2 separate regions of the Mus musculus genome follow, and region 1 is linked to region 2. The links are chromatin contacts, found by Hi-C in ENCODE. All regions are on one chromosome and are shown on one strand. The core of a region is the stretch at or near the end of the contact, and the rest is flanking DNA. Distances in the headings are between cores, read along the strand shown.

Region 1 (3,129 bases), core at 81-2,580, about 34 Mb after region 2:
TAATAAAAAATGGAAAAAAAAAAAAAAGAAAAAAAAAAAGAAGATAAAAAAAAAAAAAAGAAAGTCAAGAGAAAAGCTCCTACCACTAGCAACAGGCAACAGACAAGTAGAAGACAATAGAAATCATGTGTATACGTCGTTCTAAGCACTATGAGGTAGAGGATAATTGTTATATGCGGGGCCTGTGATGACCTAAGTCCTCTTAAGATGACTGATCTCTAGGCCTCATGTGGTAGAGAGAGCCGGCGTCCCCAAGTTGTCCACTGACTTCCATCTGTATGCTGGGGCATGCATCCACTCCCCACTCCCACATGCTCACATAAGCATACACATAAAATAAAATGTAATAAAAAGTAAGGCACTGTCAGGTATACAGTGTCATTTTTCAAAGGATAGTAGCTTATTTAAAAATGTAATGAACAAAAAAGTTTTATTTTAAATCTTATTTATTTTTTCCTATTTAATTTGTTTATTTTGTTTTGGGGGCAGGGTTTGCTTGCATAGCCTTGGCTCTCCTAGAACTAGCTTTGTAGTTCAGGCTGGCCTCAAACTCACAGAGATCTACCAGCCTCTGCCTTCCTAGTGCTGGGATTGAAGGGGTGTGCCACCACTGTCAGACTTTTTTTTTTTAAAGATTTATTTATTTATTTATTATTTATGTATTTGGTTTTCAAAACAGGGTTTCTCTGCATAGCCCTGGCAAGATTTATTTATCTTATGTATATGAGTACACTACACTGTAGCTGTCTTCAGACACACCAGAAGAGGGTATGGGATCCCATTACAGATGGTTATGAGCCATCATGTGGTTGCTGGAAATTGAACTCAAAAAACTCTGGAAGAGCAGCCAGTTCTCTTAACCACTGGGCCATCACTCCAACCCTAACCTTTAGTTTTTAGAAGATAACTCTGGCCAGGCGTGGTGCAACACGCCTTTAATCCCAACACTTGGGCGGCAAAGGCAGGTGGATTTCTGAGTTCGAGGCCAGCCTGGTCTACAGCATGAGTTCCAGGACAGGCAGGGCTACACAGAGAAACCCTGTCTCGAAAAACCAAAAAAAAAAAAAAAAGAAGAAGAAGGAGGAGGAGGAGAAGAAGAAAACTCTGTAAAGTCCTTTCTTCCACCACATGAGTCGCAAGGCTCAAAGTCTGTTCATCATTTTAGGAGAAAGCGCTTTTACTTGCTCAGCCATCTCAGCTGCCCTTACCTATTAGGGTGGGGGTGGGGCCTGGGGGGACGTTCCCTAGGTGCATTGCCACGGAGTAAAGAAAAACTACATTTCCCATGATGCCCCATACAGGAAGGAAGTGATCTTGGTCACCTCCCGTCATTGCTTATAGACCGGAAGCCGCTGCCTTAGTTCTCTTTCCCGTCTTGCAAGGTAGGAATGGCGGGCGTCTGTGTGGCAGCGGCTTTCGGGACCCCAATCCTCGTCCATCCGAAATTGGGGGACATCCGGGGATCACTACCCAGGGCCGCCTATGGTCGGGATCATTCGCCAGATCTCTCGGGAGCTTCATTTCTGTCAGCGTGGGTTGGCGGGGGGCTAAGAACGAGCGTAGCGCCCGAGATGGTCGCTGGGCCCTGCCGGCTGCCGTAACCTGGGGAGGGTTGGAGGGCCTGTGTTGCGACTTGCGACCCTGCAGTGGGGGTTCCAGAACCTTCTGTTGAGCCTGTCTTGGCCACGTTGGGCTTCGCGACTGAAGGTGGGGAACCGCGTCCCCGGAAGACGACCGGAGAGCACCGCTGTCGGCTACTTTGCGGAGCTGGGGCCATCGTGGTGGCTTCGGGACCTAGGGCGACACCAGAGGGGGAGGTCTCGGGTGTTCCGTGCTGGTGCATGGGTTTGGATTTATGGCAGGCCCGTTCCCCTGGGTCTGTCATAGTGTCCCGTGCTAGAGCAACCCGTGGCCCCGAACCATTGCCTGGCCTCTGCCTGTAGGCTGCTGGCACTGAAGTGGGTCGCACAGAAGAGCCTCGAGATTCTGGGCTTCCTTGCCTGTGTAGACACTAGCAAAGATTGTCTTTGGTTTTCTGATTCACAAAAATGGAAGAATAAGATAAGGAACCACAAAAAAGTTTTTTAGCAAAAAAAAAAAAACAAAAAAACTAATAGTGCTAGATACTTAACCCTGTGTTTGGAAGGAAGAGGCATTGCAAGCATCAGAGGATGGTTTTCATACTAGCTTGTTGACAAATGGTTGATGAAATGCCTTTATTGTTTATATCCCTAGATGGCGGGTGAAAAAGCGCCTGATACAAAGGAGAAGAAACCTGCGGCCAAGAAGGCTGGCAGTGATGCTGCTGCCTCCCGGCCCCGGGCCGCCAAAGTAGCCAAAAAGGTTCACCCTAAGGGTAAAAAGCCCAAGAAGGCGAAGCCCCATTGCAGCCGAAACCCTGTCCTGGTGAGAGGAATTGGCAGGTACTCCCGATCTGCTATGTACTCCAGGAAGGCCTTGTACAAAAGGAAATACTCGGCTGCCAAGACCAAGGTAGGAGAGGGAACGGATGGCCCACTATGATGCCTTATTCCTGCGTTTGAGGTCTGGCAGGATCCTGGATTGATGGGTTTGTCTTTGTAGGTTGAGAAGAAGAAGAAAAAAGAGAAGGTCCTTGCTACTGTCACCAAAACAGTTGGTGGGGACAAGAACGGTGGCACCCGGGTGGTGAAGCTTCGAAAAATGGTGAGATCTAGTTTGGGTTGCTTTCCTTGGGGTTAGGGTTGAGGCTTGTCTGAAAGAGGCTATGTCAGTCAAGTCTAGTTGGGATAAGCTCTCAGGCTGGGGGTGTAGCTCATAGTGGGACCAGCACACTGGGGTTCTGGCTACTCCATTGCTGGCAAGTGGAAGGTGGGTATTTATCAAACTTGTGGTATTGATGTCTAGTTTTCCCTCTTGAAGAAAGTGGGTGTGTGCCTTCTGCCAAGGTAGAAGAGGTATGATGCGCTTTGTACCTTTGCCTCGGGTAGCCTGGTCTGATCTGAAACTCCCTTCTGAGCCACCTTCCCCATATTTGGCTGTGACCTTAACTCCTAAGAAGTGTGTTAGAGTTCCAAGCCCCAAGGAAAGCTTGGGAATGAGTGGAGAGATGCCTCGGGGTAAGGGGACAGTGCTGTTCCCAGCCTCTGC
Region 2 (3,197 bases), core at 536-3,035:
ATTTTGCTCTTGATTCATGACTGATTGTTTAATAATTTGGTATGTATAGATGTGTTTACAGATAATATGGATACATGCCTTAAAATATGGAGAGAGACATGTATGTTCAGTAAAACACTAAGTAATACCCAATATGTCTACATTTCAAGATTCTATGTTTGAAACACAATTTCAACTGACTCCAATAAATCAATTAGATTCCCCCATGTTTTGCATTCACATATTTCCTCTGTATAGAGCAGAGATAGAATATTCACAGCTGTGCAGAAGTTTAGTAGGTTAAAGGGGAAGATCTTTTAAATCATAAATAAAAAAATAATTTATATAAAAAGTCCTCCTTTGATTGTAAATAGAAAGATGATAGATAGATATTTACCTATGCTAGAAGTATGTATAATCCTCAGTGTATTTTATAAGTCATGAAGACTTTGCCTTTGTTTAAAGCATATGTTTTAGAGGCTGGTGTAACACATTAGAAGGTAAAGGTATTCCATGCAAGCTAAAGACTTGAGTTCAATCTCTATACAAGCGTAAACACCTAAATTGATCCCAAGAACATACATAGAGGTAGAAATAAGAACTCTTCAAAGTTTAATCTGGCCTCTACATAAGCAACCCAGAGCACAATCCCCCTTTCCCATGACACAAGTGTGCATGTTCATACACATGATAATAATAGCAATGAATATAATAAAGTGGCAAAGATATTAATGACAATGAAGGCACCAGTCAGGTAAAAGTGTTGCTTTAAAACACGAGGAAAAATGTCTTGGGCCTATGTAATTTCTTAGAGAAATAATCATAGTTTTGTTATGTGAGTGTGTGCTGACAATTCATAGACAAGGTTTTGCAACTGACACTGGAATACAAAGTTCTTTACAATGCTTGAATTTGACAGCTAATTTTCTAGTTTTCCCATCATTTTATTTAGGAGAGACAAATCATTCCCCTGTCAGACCTGTTCTTAGACATTCACATTCAATGACACAGCAAATTGAGAATCCAGCAATCCCACCAGGGCACTGAACAGGGCACTTACCTAATACTTCAGTATAAAGCTGATTCCAGTTCTTCTCATTAAATGTTTGGAACCAAAAGTCAAAACACAGCATATAGATGACATTTCTCACCCTCTCCATGAAAGTCATCCTGTCACTCAATTCTGACATAACAACAGGCACATAGGAAGGAGGCAGTGGGAGTCCCCCACTGTACTTCTCATAAGTGGAGCCAGGAAAGAAGCGGAGACTGTACACAAGGGGGATCTTGAGAACCTCAGCCAGCAGATCACCGCAGGGTATGAAGGGATCTGCCAGGATCACATCAAACCTTGATTTTTGTAGCTTTGTCATGAGTTCTTTGTTAAAAACTACATCTTTACAGAGACTTTCAAAATATTTTGAATCTACCCAAACCATTTCTTGCAACATTAAGAAGTATCCCCAAAATGACTGCTTTGGCAGCTCATAAATATATTTCTTGAGTGATTCCCAGAAAATTTCCTCTAACTCAGATAAGGAGTATGATGTAGGATAAGTCTCGAATTCAATAGCAGATGTGTTGTCAACCTCATAAGATAAGGATGCTGAAGGTCTCAGAACCATCACTTCATGACCCTTCTTCAGAAGCTCGTCTAGGATTGTCTTCAAGTTGAGCCAATGGCTGAACTCCATTGGCCACACCAGCACCTTCCCACCAGTCCCAGATCCAAAGAAGCCACTCAGCTGGAGCAGGAGCAGGAGCAGGGCTGCTGTCATTTTCACAGGCATCTTGGTTAACTTCAGGCCTGCCTTCCAAAGGATGATTGCTCAGCTCTTACAGATATAGAAAGAGCAGTAATCAGTCAGTTAAAGTGTAACTTGTACACACCAAAGCAAATAGAAATGGGAGTCACAGCCTCTGGAGGGCAAATGCCAAAACCTGGATGCAGATGTGAAAGTGGGAAATGACTCTGGATTCTCAGTGATCTTGAATGTATACTGTATTTGGAGAACAGTGAAAAGTAAGATCTCTCTTTCTCCCTTCCTTTCACTCTCTCTTTCTCCTAATGGAGCTTCTTTGATAAAGAATCTGAAGTAAAGGCAAACTGTCCAGTCACATTTTTATAAATACCATAGGTCAGTGTTTTGTCATATGAATATTGGCAACACTGACCAGTTACCATACTACTTAGTGATTTTAAGTATATGGCTCAGAGGTCTATAGTGTAATCTCAGAATTAAACACACTGCACTTACGTTTAGAGCATATTATAATCTAGATGGAAGCCCCATTCTTTTAGTCTTCCCATTAGCTCCATCTCTACCCCATCAAGAACCTGCTTACTTGTAACTAGTCAGCCTAGCAAAAGTGAAGAGATAAGGAGACATTTGTGTTTTCCTCTTTGACTCTCAGACTATTGAAAGACTTTCCCCAGTAACTTTCTGCTAGGAGAAGAAATGTTTGATCTCTGGGGACACCCAGAGGAGGAATTTGTATCCAGGAGGGCAATTTACAAGTTAGGGCAGGCTAACATTTCTGGTGACTAGGAGCTAAGTTAATGGTGGGCAAGGTCCCATGCCATTCCTGGAAAGCTTAGCTATGCAGATGCCTTGTAAGAATCCCAAAGATGGAATTAAGGGTGACTGGCTCCTTTTGTCTCTCTTCCTAAAGTGATCACACTGAATATATTCTGCATTTCACTATTAATTTGGCTCTTTTATGGATTTATTGAGCTAGGTTTGTTTGTAAGTGACAGCTTACACTCCCCTATATTGTTTTTCCTGCAGTGACCATGCCTTAGTCATCTTTATATAGAACAAAGTAATACTTAGTAAATGGTTTTTGAATGAATCCAAAAATCTAGTTCTCTAATTCTGCTTACAAGTAGCATAAAATTCTAAATGTAAAAACGGGACTGTCCTCTGATATCATAGCTATTTTAGACAGAACTTGATAGTTCCATACTAGAAATGGGAAGAGTGTCTCAAGGCATAGTGTGATTTTTAAATATTGAGGACAGTGGTTATTTTAAAATTTCTTTTTAATTAAGAAAACCCAGGATTTTCTTTTCCATGTTTTGAACCTGATGGCTGTATAACATTAAAAAACAGTTCAATGTTAACTAAGTTATATAAAAACAATTTTCTTTGACAGAGAAGCTTCAGTATTTAAATGAACAATAATAAATAACCAAATAACATAGATCAGCTTATTCA

Evidence for each region. Hi-C counts contacts between places; a loop is a spot of excess contacts on that map.
Region 1: a loop to region 2 is called in a map of T-helper 17 cell, with 298 times the contacts of the local background. The contact joins the promoter of Rpl6 here to the promoter of Ugt2b34 in region 2. A Hi-C loop is called at or near these places in 4 of 37 maps with a recorded cell type or tissue (T-helper 1 cell, T-helper 17 cell and regulatory T cell).

The regions. Positions count from the first base shown.
Region 1 is chr5:121,203,171-121,206,299 of GRCm38, forward strand. Rpl6 (ribosomal protein L6) reads left to right here and starts at 1,331. Exons shown (of 7, transcript NM_011290.5): 1 at 1,331-1,382; 2 at 2,236-2,493; 3 at 2,584-2,685. The coding sequence starts at 2,236. LOC115490270 (a small nucleolar RNA gene) reads left to right here and starts at 1,840; the gene lies at 1,840-1,973.
Region 2 is chr5:86,905,152-86,908,348 of GRCm38, forward strand. Ugt2b34 (UDP glucuronosyltransferase 2 family, polypeptide B34) reads right to left here and starts at 1,786. Exons shown (of 6, transcript NM_153598.2): 1 at 1,040-1,786. The coding sequence starts at 1,769.